Linked DNA regions of Mus musculus: regions 1 and 3 are each linked to region 2. The links are chromatin loops, found by intact Hi-C in ENCODE. Cell type or tissue: gastrocnemius. All regions are shown on one strand.

Region 1 (4,000 bases), 320 kb after region 2:
TCCATCAACCTCCCTTCCCAACTGACCCTCTCCTATCCTGTGTCCCTCCTCTCTCCTCCCCCTCCCCTCTCTCCCTTCCTCCTTTCCTCTTCCCTTCCTCTCTCCCTTCCTCCCTCCTCCCTCCCTCCCTCCATCTTCCTTCCCCTCTTCCTTCCTTTCTTCCCTCCTTCCCTCCCATTCCTCCTTTCCGGCTTCCCTCCTTTCCTCCCTTCCTCCCCTCTCTCCGTCTCCCTCCCTTCCTTTACGAGACGGAGGGAAGGATGTTCAGGCAGTCACAGCTGGCATGTGTCCTGATCAATTCCATCTGGAAGACAACACCCACAGCACTTCTCTCTGTCCTTAAGTTTCCTAGGGCTTTCTACCTGTCTCGAGAAGCTGGTGTGATTCTGATAGGTCAGCCTTTATGTGTTACTTGGCCTTTTTCCTTTGTGGATTTAATATTCTTTGTTCTGTGTGTTTAGTGTTTTATTACGTGGCAAGAGCATTTTCTTTTCTGACCCAGTCTATTTGGTGTTCTGTAAGCTGCTTGTACCTTTGTAGGCATGCTTTTCTTTCGATTAAGAAATTTTCTTCTATGAGCTTGTTAAAACTATTCTTTGAGCTGGGAATCTTCTTCTCCTTCTTTTATTCTTAGGTTTGACCTTGTCTTGGTATCCCAGATTTCCTAGATGTTCTCAGTTTTATAGATTGAACATTTTCTTGGACCGATGTATCTATTTCTTCTATCGTATCTTCAGCACCTGAGATTCTTTCTCTCTTCCATCTCCTGTATTCTGTTGGCGATGCTTGCATCTGTTGTTCCTGTTGGCTTATCTAGGTTTTCCATCTCCAGGTTTCCCTTGGTTTGTGTTTTCTTTATTATTTCTGTTTCCATTTTCAGGTCTTGGACAGTTGTATTTGTTTCCTGCAACTGTTTGTTTTTTTCTTGGCTTTCTTGACATTCTTTAAGGGATTTATTGATTTCCTCCAATTTTTAATTGTCTTTCCCTTGTTTTCTTTAAGGGATCTATTTCATTAAGGTCCTCTATCATCTTCATAAAGTTAGTTTTAAGGATGTTTTCATGTGCTTCAACTGTGCTAGAATATCCAGGGCTTGCTTAGTAGCATGGCTGGACTCTGGTGGCGACATGGTGCCCTGGCTGTTGGTGACTGTGTTCTTAATCGGACATTTGGGCTTTTGAGCGATTGGAGGCCTAGGTGCTGAGTTCTGGGTTTGTCTTTGTTGGGATGGGTGTTTCTTCCTTGGTTTCTGTTTCCTCTCTGGTCCTCTGGCTGGAGTGCCCTGTGGTTAAGTAGAGGGTCTCTGCCTGCGTTGGGTGCTGGTTTTCTGATGGCCTGGATGGTCTCTGGTGGAACAGAGCATTTCCTTCCAAGGGGGCTGGAGTTCCGGCTCTGTGTGTGGTCTCTGATCTGGCTGAGAGTCTTCTGGGGTTCAGAATGCTGGCCTTGCCTCTGGTCAGGTAGGAAGCTTCCTTGAGAAGTGTCGGCTAGGGTACGGTGGTGACTCGAACTCAGGTTCTTAAGTCCTCAGAAGGTGAAGCGTTTTGTCCACTGAGCTAGCCCAGCTGGATGAATACTCTGGTCTTGAAAAAGACACTTTGAGACAGCATTGAAAGGATCCGTTTTTATAAGCGTGTGGATCATACTGATGTAACAGCGTGTAACAGGGACGTAGAATCTGACTGATCTAGACTGTGGCACAGTGAGGCTTTTTCTGGCCACGTTTCAGCTTTGGACAAATAGTAGCTATTCATCTAAGCTCATTGGCCTGGTTAGTACAGTATGCTTTGGGGTAGTTAGTATGTATTTGTTTCCGAAATAAGACTCGGTCTTAAAGGAAGCTGTATTATAAATGAATCTTATCCTTACTGCCCTCCTCCTCCTCCTCTTGCTTCTTCTCCTCCTTCTTCTCTTCCTCCTCCTCCTCCTCTTCCTCCCCCTCTCCCTTCTTCCCCTCTTCTCTTCTCTTCTCTTCTCTTCTCTTCTCTTCTCTTCTCTTCTCTTCTCTTCTCTTCTCTCCTCTCCTCTCCTCTCCTCTCCTCTCCTCTCCTCTCCTCTCCTCTCCTCTCCTCTCCTCTCCTCTCCTCTTTCTTTTATCTCACATCTAATTGGGATATTTGGGACTGTTGGAGGGTTGATTAGACTTAGTGTCTTCTTGGGTCTTTTATCTCACATCTAATTGGGATATTTGGGACTGTTGGAGGGGTTGATTAGACTTAGTGTCTTCTTGGGTCTCTGGTCGGTTTGCTCTTCTGGCTGTGTAAGGTGGATGAAGGGAAAGTTAATTTATGTTACCAGTAAGGGACACAAAAGTAGCATTAACTTGGATTTAATTGTGGGATCTAAGGACATGGGATATCTCTTTTTAATACTGAAAGGTTTTGAATTAGCTTAAGTCCTATGACTTGGGGGAAGATAACGTTACAGCGTTTTGTATTCTAAGTTGACACCGCTGGAGATTTTTCTTCCTGGGTGAGGGTTAAAGGTAACCTGTCCAAGCACACACGGAAGGGTGGCCTTATGCATTTCTTACATTAATTACACGTTTTTGCACTTCCCTAACATTCTCAGGTTACTTATCAGATATGTGGACTGCCCTTTACAAAAAATAAAAACTTACTTTCTTTGCAAGGGTCTGTGGTGCTAGCCCATCTCTTTATTTAGCATTGATGGTACCCAGAGACTCCCAGAGACTTCTCTCCCTGGGTATTGTTATGCCATCCACAGACTCTCTCTCTTCACCTTGATTTTGGTCACTCCCTATATGAAGAATATGCACTGTTTACCTAGCATGTCTTTCTTTTTATTAACTATTTGTTAGTTATTTTGTTGTTCGTTGGTGTTTGCTTGCTTGCTTGCTTGGTTTGCTCAGGTTTTGTTTTGGTTGAAGAGCTGAGAATCCACCCCAGGGCTTATGCATGCTAAGCTTGCACTCTTCCACATCCCTAACAAACTAACAAACTTGTGTTTGATTTGATTTTGTGGTTTGTTTCTGTCATCTAGGCTAGCCCTGAACTCCTGTGTCCCTCTCCCAGGAGCTAATATACACATACCATATACATATAAATCTAGCACCATTCTTGGCTCCCAGCAAACTTCCTGATGTGTTTCTTAATGTTAATATTGGCCAAATATTTATGAGATGCTTGCTACTTTAGAACAAAAGAAAACTAGAAAGCTTACTATTTTATTGTGACATATCAAGAATAAAAAGATGCAGCATGGATAATTCTGGTCTGGGGATCACAGGGTATGGGGGTGAGGATGATGAGCATTCATTACCCATTTCCTGGTTGTGTTTGATTTGTTGTTTTTCCTTTGTATTGTTACCATATTTCAAGGAGAAATGGCTAGAACAAAATCATTTTTGTTTATGTTAGTCTCAACAAATTTCTCATGAGAAATCTTTAAAAAAAAATTACAGACCAATATCTGTGTGTGGACGGTTCAATAAATAATAGCCTGGGATGGTGGCTGTAAGTCACAGCTGTTTGGGAGGCTGAGGAAGACGGTGGTTTATGCCCAGGGGTCTGAGGCCAACCTGTGCAACACTGAAAACCTGCCTCTAAATATAATTTTTAGTTGCGATTGTCAGTATCACTACAGAAATGGTCTGGAGAGTTATCCCCACACCATGTAAGCTGTATTCTATAGCAAGGGCCAGCTAAGGCTTTCTTAAGGGGCTGCACTACAGACGTTCTAGCTTTCTAAGACCCCGTGGTTTCTGTTGCAATTACTCATTCCTCTCACCGCTGCTGTTGAAATCTGCTGTTCAGACAGAGAGTCAGTCGACCTGCAGTGGGCATGAGTGAGCTCAGCTGTGTTGCACTAAAACTCTACAAACAGAGGTGGCTGGCCCGCCAGTCCATGCTCTACAGCATCTAACAGAAATCATGTCGTGTACTGTTGACTGCAATATATATATATATATATATATATATATATATATATATATATCGCCAAGGACAATTCGTAAAAATCATAGAGGCTTCTGGCTTTT
Region 2 (4,000 bases):
TGTGTGTGTGTGTGTGTGTGTGTGCATGCATGAGCATACCGGGGTCAGAGGACAGCCTTGGGTGGTGGTCCTATCTTGTTTTCCACAGGGTCTCTTGTTCTCTGCTGTATATGCCAGGCTAGCTGGCCCCAGGGCTCCTGGTGATTCGATTGACTCACCACCTAGACTCACCATCCACCCTGCTTTAGGAGAGCTGGGGTTGTATCAGCATGCTATGGTTGGCTGTATGTGGGCTCCAACGACCTGAGTGCTGGTCCATGTGCTTTCATAGCAAGCAGTTTACCTACTAAGCTATCTCCCAGCCCACTATCATGTACTTCTTGAAGTAAAAGTCTGTGGTTTATATTATTTGGTCGGTTACACAAGTGCAGGGTCACATAGCATGTGCTTATTAAATAATTTTGGTTGAATGTGTCTCTGGCTCATTTACACAATTTACGTACCAATTTATTACCAAATGGGCAACTAAGACACACTCTGCAGTAGAGAATGCAGTAGGCCTAAGGGGGAGATGGCACAGCTTCTTTAGAATTGGTATTCATTCCTCAGGGTCGGGGGGGTGGATCTTGAAGTATCCCCTAAAGCTTTGAGGAGATGCCTAGGTATGGGCTCTGCTGGCTAGGAAGGACAGCTTGCTTTTGCAGGGTCACTTCACATACAACAAGCCCGGAAGAAACAATACACACAGCCAAGTACAGCGACAAGCTCCCAGGAGCTCGTGGGCGGGATGGCAGTTCCATGCAAGCCAAAACAATTTGTACTGAGATCTGGAAGCAGGCTGGAGTGATAAATTAGGCAAGACTGGCAGGTACACTTATTCATTAAAGTGAGAACCAAAAGAACTCATCAGCAAAGTTCTGTGCCTTCTGCCACTTGCTATTAGAAAGCTACCATGTCATCAAGTTTTATAGAATCCACGCAAGGAGAGATGCTAAGTAAAGCGTTAGCATAGCACTGTGCCCCATAGGGAAGTGAGAATAGCTGGATCAAAACACAGAAAGACCCTGTCCTCTAAGTTAGAAATCTGAGTCTCAGGGTCCAGACTCCTGGGGGTCCTTGCATCCAGTCTCTGAATCTGGCAGCCCCTGGAAAACACTTTTATGCAGCCCCATAGTCTCTTCTGGCTATGGAAGGATCAGGCTATCCCTTGCATCCACTTCAAAGGTATTGCTGGTGTGTTATAGAAGGGAATCCAATATAACATGGCAGCAAGAAAATTGCCTTGGCAGTCAGAGAGACTCTGTTTTTTTTTTCCTCCCTTGGACAAATACCAAATGTGTACCTCCAGGCAAGCTGTTTAACCCTTTCAAGCCTTGGTTACTTTATTTATAATGTGGGTAAAATGACAGTATCTTTCTCTTGAGGTTACTGCCAAAGTTAAGCTAGATAATACATGTAAAATTATCTCTATTGATCTTTTCTCAGATTTTAATTTACTTTTAATTAATTTACTTAATTAACTTTTTGAGATTGGATCTCACTAGGTAGCCCAGGATGGTGTGAATCCTTTCTTTTCTTTCTTTCTTTTTTTTTTTTTTTTAAAATATATTGCTGGGAACTGAACTCAGGACCTTATGGCTCATGAGACAAGCATTGTATCTCTGAGCTGGGTCCACAGCCCCCTTGAGATAATCTTTTACATTTTAAGAATTACTATTGTTTTGAGATTTGTGCTTGTGTGTGTGTGTGTGTGTGCGCGCGCGCGCGCATGTGCGCGCAAGCGAGCGTGTAGTAGAAGGCGGAGTAGAAGGCACTTGATACCCTGGAGTTGGAGTTAGGTTGTAAGTCACCTGATATGGGTGCTGGGACCTGAACTCAGGTGCTCTGCAGGACACACATTTAACTGTTGGGATACAGTTCAAGGATGGAGTTGAATGAGAATTCTGAGTGCTTTTTAGAAAACCCTAAGAAGACAAGAGTCTTGTGACCTTGGCTTCTTTGAAACACATAACTGTTTTTGGCATGTGTTTCATGCTTCTCCTAAGTGTAGTTATTCTACGCCTTTGTGGAAAAACACAAGAGGTTTGTCCTTGTGACTGTACACTTCATCCACATGATTCTTTTTTTTTTTTAAAGATTTATTTATTTATTTATTATATGTAAGTACACTGTAGCTGTCTTCAGACGCACCAGAAGAGGGCATCAGATCTCATTACGGGTGGTTGTGAGCCACCATGTGGTTGCTGGGATTTGAACTTCGGACATTCGGAAGAGCAGTCGGGTGCTCTTACCCACTGAGCCATCTCACCCGCCCATCCACATGATTCTTAACACTCAGAGTAAAAACTGTCGGATGCTCTGAATAAAGTTGGCTTTTGCACGAGTCCTTAGTTCACCTCATTTTTAGGCCCTATTCTCCCAGGTTCTTGCTGCCAATTACAGCGGCAGACATGCCACATCTTCAGCACCACTGTCATCATCATCAAACTATGTTGGTAATGTGAGTGCTTCCACAGCCCAGCAGAGGGCGTCAGATCCCTCAGAGCTGATCCTGGTGGTTGTGGGCTGCCTGACTTGGGAGCTGGAAAGATAAGGCTATTTCTTAACTGTGGGGCCATTGCCCAGTTGCACAGTCTAGTGTCTCTGAAATCAGCAGACTGCCTAAGATTGTTACTGACTAGAGAGCAACTGTACCCTTGCTGTCTCTGCCTGCAGAAACAAGTCAGAGTTTGCAGAATGGGTGCCAATAGTTTAGGAGAAAATTCCAGATAACTGTGGAATTTTCTTTTCAAACTGCTGTATCACCAATGCTGTGACAGTGCAAAGGACAACAGATGTGGGGAGGCTGATAGGCCGATTCAGAACGAAACAGCCAGAGGTGCTGGCTCTCCAAGGAGGGGCGGTTCAGACTAGTTTATTAGTTCATTTACTTGCATTTCCCTTTTTGTCTGCATAAGAACTCCACGTACCAGAAGTCTAAGACTAGAGGAGTATTGTAAGCTTGATCTTCACTGATGGGGAAAGATACGGACATGGTGAAAGTACTTCTCTTGTGGCAAACTCAACAGCGTTTTCTTTCTTTCTCTGTGATAAGTTGATGGTGCATCCATCCAATGTTTGTGCTTTGTATTTTGCTGAAGTGTGATAGTAATCAGCCTGGCACACACAAAGAGCTCAGTGGACATTAACTATGCACACCAGTATTAGCAACAGGTCTGCCATCAGACTTGCTTCTGTTACCTTGAGATACATTTAAAAACACGATCTTATCCTTATTTTTGCTTATGTATATCTGTGTGAACGTATGATGTGTATGTGAGTATATATGTGCCCATGGAGGTCAGAAGAGGGCACCTGGTCCCCTGGAGCCAGAGTTGCAGGTGGTGTGGGCCACCTGATATGGGTCCTCTAGAAGAACAGCCTGCGTTTTAAACCACTGAGCCATCTCTCCAGCCTCCCTTCAGCTACAATGACAGAGAACTACATCACCTTCTATGAAGACAACATATAATGGGGAAGGGACTCATGCGGCCCAGCCCTTGGCTGACGAGCTTCGGGCAGCTGATGCCGGCCAGCTGCTGGCGCAGGGTGAGTCACTTTTTGTCAGCGGTCCCTGGTAAGTTGCCTGTGCTTCAGTAAATTACCCATGCACATGTTCACATGGGCTACCCTGGTGAAGCTCAGTGAGTCTAAAGAAATAAAAGGCAGGACCATAAGAGGGGTGTGCTGGGAAGAAGCGGTCCAGAGGGACTGGGGGACGGGGTGAGTGGGAGGATGGAGGATGAAGAAGGTGGGGGTGACTATGACGCAAACACCTTATATGCATCTATGAAATTACCAAAGGGTAAATTAGAAAAGGCGACATAGAGAAGCTGATTGAGAAAGGACAGTAACAATCACCTCTTTCCCACGCCCACAGGGAGTCCTTGCGCGTAGGAGACAGCATGAACTATGCTTGGGATTAAAGGCTGAATCGGAAACTCATTTTCTAAAAACTAGGCTTTGGTATGGAAACTAGGGCTGTAAGGGGAAACTGTAAGCCCTGCATTAACTCCAAGTG
Region 3 (4,000 bases), 360 kb after region 2:
CCTGTGTTTGCACTGTGTTCTAGTCCCCAGGGGCCCCTCCTCTCCCCTCCCCTCCTCTTCCCTCCTCTGCCCTCCTCTGCCCTCCCCTCCCCATGCCAGTCTTCAGTATGGAATGCTCTCCTTGTTCCTTTCCATTCTATTTCAAGGCTTACTTGAATTTCCACCTTTCAGAAACGTCTAACCAGTTTCCTACAGCTCCTTGTCTCCCGTTTCCCGTGAAACACTGCAGTGTATTATTCTATTGTTCTTGCACTGTGCGTTATCACAATTATTAGTTCAGTGTCTTTTCCTTCAAAGGAGACTATAATATCTTTTACGTGTGTGTGTCTGTGTGTGTGTGTGTGTCTGTGTGTGTGTGTGTGTGTGTGTGTGTGTGTGTGTGTGTGTAAAGCTGTGGTTTGCTTGCTTTGGGGAACAGGTTCACACTTTGTAACTCAGTGTGGCCTGGCATCTGCCTGGGCCTTCAGTGTGCCATGGTTACTCATGTGCTCCACCACACCTGCATAGCCTGGTGTCATCCACATCTCACTCCCTTGTTCTATAACATGTGTGGTTCCTTATATCTCAAGGACTGAATGAAGTGAACAAATGAAAATAAAAGGCAGCCACACCCTTGGGCACACACTAGAACCTTTCCAGTTACATCTTAAATTCAGAAACTCTTTGATGTATTCTTTCCAGTCAGTCAGCAAAATTTTTAAAATGGCATTTCCCTATGGATTTTGCATTTCTTTGATTATGAAAAGATTAAGCCCTCTCACATCTGCAAAAATGTCTGTGCACCTTTTTCCGAGGTGAATCATATATTTTATATCAAAAAGCATGAATATATAGCCACTCATTTAGTTAGTCTCAATTCTGTAACTACATACCCATTCTACAGATGAAGAAGTAAGGCTTGTTAGGAAAAGAATTACATGTTGAAAACCGTAGGCCCAGGAACTGAACCCGAGTGTGTCCTGCCCCCAAGCTTCCCTTCCTGATAAATGTTTATATCCCGTTTCCCTCTGTTGAGTTCATTTGTGAGTAGTTATTTCTGAAAACGAAGTCACCTGGATCTAGAATAACAGTAGAAATACCAGCGGCGGGGGCTGCAGAGATGGCTCAGCGGTTAAGAGCACTGACTGCTCTTCCAAAGGTCTTGAGTTCAATTCCCAGCAACCACACGGTGGCTCACAGCCATCTGTAATGAGATGGGATGCCCTCTTCTGGTGTGTCTGAAGACAGCTACAGTGTACTTACATATAATAAATAAATAAATCTTTAAAAAAGAAAAGGAAAGGGAAGGGAAGGGGAAGGGGGAGAGGGAAGGGAAAGGAAAGAAGAGAAAAGAAGTATTCTTGCGCATAGGTAACAGAGGCCGGGGAGTATTGCAAGTTCAAGGTCATCCTGATGTACACAGAGACTTGCTTGGGCTGGTGGGAGGGGCTGAGGGGGTGGCACTGCCCCAGAGAGCTCTGCTTTGTACACGCTCACTGGGGCTCTGCATGACTGCGGTGTTAGTCTGGAACACAGTGGCAGCTCTTCATTATCTTGTACTCGTAGCTTTAATGCTGTGTCTGTCCTGTGTCCCTGCTCCACTGGACTTCCAGAGTATTGTTACTGCCCCCAAGTGACAAGTTATGACATAGCAGTAGTAACCAGTTTGGTCACACCTCTGACCAGAAACATCAGCCGGTTAAATGTACATAATTCCTTAGGCTAAATATTGGCTTACCTAACTAGCATCTCTAATTAGCACCATGAGCTAAATGACTGTTAAGCAACATCTAAACACTTCAGGATCATTACAATGACACACTACATTCATTCTCAGCCTGAAGAATCTTTGTAAGACAGCAAATTCCTTGAAAGAAGAAGATCTGGTGAGTCCAGGCATGCTAGCACATACCTGCAATCATCCCAGCTTCAGTCGTGGTAGAGGAGACAATAACACTCTGGTGGGCTACAGTACAATACCACGAAGCACTGGAAATGAATAGACTCTGGCCGAGAAAGAGCAACCAAAGCCTGGAACAGGGCAAGTGTTCGTAGTCCCGGCTGCCTGCGGGGATGAGGGAAGAGGATAGCTTGAGCCCAGGGAAACACAAAGGCAAACAACATTTAAGAAATAACTAAATATGTAACACAGCATGTGGGTCTGTCTATGAATGCTTATTGTATTGAGTCTAACCAACAGTGAATTATCAACCAGCAGTTAATAAATGTCTTTAGAATACTACTATTGAGGACTAATGGCTAATTTCTCCTTTGTGTTGTAGGAATATGTTTATCCAGAAGCCAGAGACAGACAATACTTATTATTTTTCCATAAAGGAGCCAAAAAGTCACGTTTCGACCTAGAGAAATACAATCAGCTCAAGGATGCAATTGCTCAGGTAAGTCCTATGAGAATTAAACGAGCCCAGCCCTGTCTTCAATAGCATTGTTATCGTTGATAACCGTGGTCCTGCAATCGGGCAGGCGGAGGGAAGGAGACGGCGACCGTTTCCAGTATAAAGGTGGTTAATTAAAACTTTATTTAGCTAAAAGGTTGTTTTTTGGTTTTTTAAGGGGGTTGGCTTCCTGTTAGAAGGATATATTTCTGTTTGTTTGTTTGTTTGTTTGTTTGTTTTAAGGCAGTGGCCTCTGTGACCCAGGCTATCCTTGAACTCACTGTATAGCAGTTGGGAATGAATCAAACTCCTGGTCCTCCTGCCTCCACCTTCCTTTAGGATTGACTCCACCGAAGGTTTAGGAGATGCTGAGGGTTGAGGTGAGAACCCCAGGCTTGCTGGGCAAGTGCTCTGTTGGCAGAGCTGCCCCCCGGCTGGCTTTGCTGTTTGTGGTTGAAGAGACAGGTCTGGATGCCCGCCTTAGGCTGGCCTGTGACTCCAGGTGACACTCCAACCTCAGCCTCTCAGGCACCTGTACACTGTGTGCCCTCACCGTGATGAAAATGGTGAGCCCCAGCTGTGCTGTTGACACAAACACACTGGAATTTTTAGAGCTATTTTTTTTTTCCTTTTTTCATAGTCAGTTCTTCAGACCCTTTTTTTTTTCTGTTTTCTTGTTGTTTTCCTCTTCTATTCTCTCTACAATGACTGATCCAAAGTCTTTCCAAGTCAACTGGATGGACGCTAAAGCCAAAAGCAAACTGCACTGTGGGAGAGCCGAGGAGGGCTGGGCAGGGTACTCGTGAGGTCATTCCGGGGGATGCGTTTTAAAGACACGCTTCCTTTCCACAGAAGCCCCTCTTTCAAACTCCTGCAGTCCCTTTAATTTGGGTGACTAAATCCTCATTTGTTCCCCATAGTCTTGAGATTGCAGAGGTTTTCAACAGTTACCAGAAGGCCTTTCTTCCTTAGAGTGTTTGGCTGCCCTTCTCTGGTGTGTTTGTGTGTGTGTGTGTGTGTGGTATACGTGTGTGTCTGTGTCTGTGTGGTGTGAGTATGTGTATGTCCATGTCTCTCTGTGGTGTGTGTGTGTCTGTTGGTGGGGAAGGTTGTGGTATGTGAGTGTATGTCCATTTATGTGTGTTTTGTGTGTTTATCTGTGTAATGTATTTGTGTCCATGTCTGTGTGAATGTGTTTGTATGTGTGTCTCTGTCTCTCTGTATGTGTCTGTGTGTGTGGTACATATGTATGTGTCTGTGTGAGTGTGTCCGTGTGTTTGTGAGCATATGAGTGTGTGTGTCTGTGTGTGGTACATATGTTTGTGTGTCTCTGTGTGTGTGTGTACATCTATGTGTAAATGAGTGTGTGTGTAATCTGTGCATGTCTTATGTGTGTTTGTAAGTGTGCATGATCATGTACATGTGAGTATGTGTAGTGTGTGTGTAAGTGCACATTGCCTTCTGTGGCTGTGCATGAGGTCATTCTGAGCCACAGGTAATACTGACCAGTCATCTCTAGTCCAGTACAAATAGAGGAACGTTAGCCCCACCCATGCTAATTAATACAACTACTTAAGGATGAGACCCAAGCATGTGACAGGCTCTAAAGATGCTTCAGTTGACTG

Evidence for each region. A loop is a pair of places that touch in the nucleus more often than their neighbours do. Peaks named below come from ENCODE experiments on the same cell type or tissue, not always from the same donor. Only the 100,000 strongest peaks of a DNase experiment are listed, where the experiment ranks them.
Region 1: a loop joins it to region 2, with 5 times the contacts of the local background. A loop is called at or near these places in 15 of 42 quality-filtered maps.
Region 3: it touches region 2 in a loop (4-fold over the local background); 10 of 42 quality-filtered maps call a loop at or near these places.

The regions. Positions count from the first base shown.
Region 1 is chr10:59,494,885-59,498,884 of GRCm38, reverse strand. The region is part of intron 1 of Mcu (mitochondrial calcium uniporter); the gene reads left to right. Among named protein-coding and RNA genes, the nearest start is that of Oit3, 55 kb to the right of the region's middle. In gastrocnemius, no CTCF peak of the experiment used is centred here; no DNase peak of the experiment used is centred here.
Region 2 is chr10:59,813,494-59,817,493 of GRCm38, reverse strand. The region is part of intron 8 of Micu1 (mitochondrial calcium uptake 1); the gene reads right to left. Among named protein-coding and RNA genes, the nearest start is that of Gm23803, 2.3 kb to the left of the region's middle. In gastrocnemius, a CTCF peak has its summit at 2,468 (motif pointing right); DNase peaks (open chromatin) are centred at 677, 2,481 and 3,531; H3K27ac peaks cover 975 bases.
Region 3 is chr10:59,449,584-59,453,583 of GRCm38, reverse strand. It overlaps Mcu (mitochondrial calcium uniporter), which reads left to right. Exons shown (of 8, transcript NM_001033259.4): 7 at 2,262-2,378. Among named protein-coding and RNA genes, the nearest start is that of Oit3, 9.8 kb to the right of the region's middle. In gastrocnemius, a CTCF peak has its summit at 1,614 (motif pointing left); a DNase peak (open chromatin) is centred at 1,478.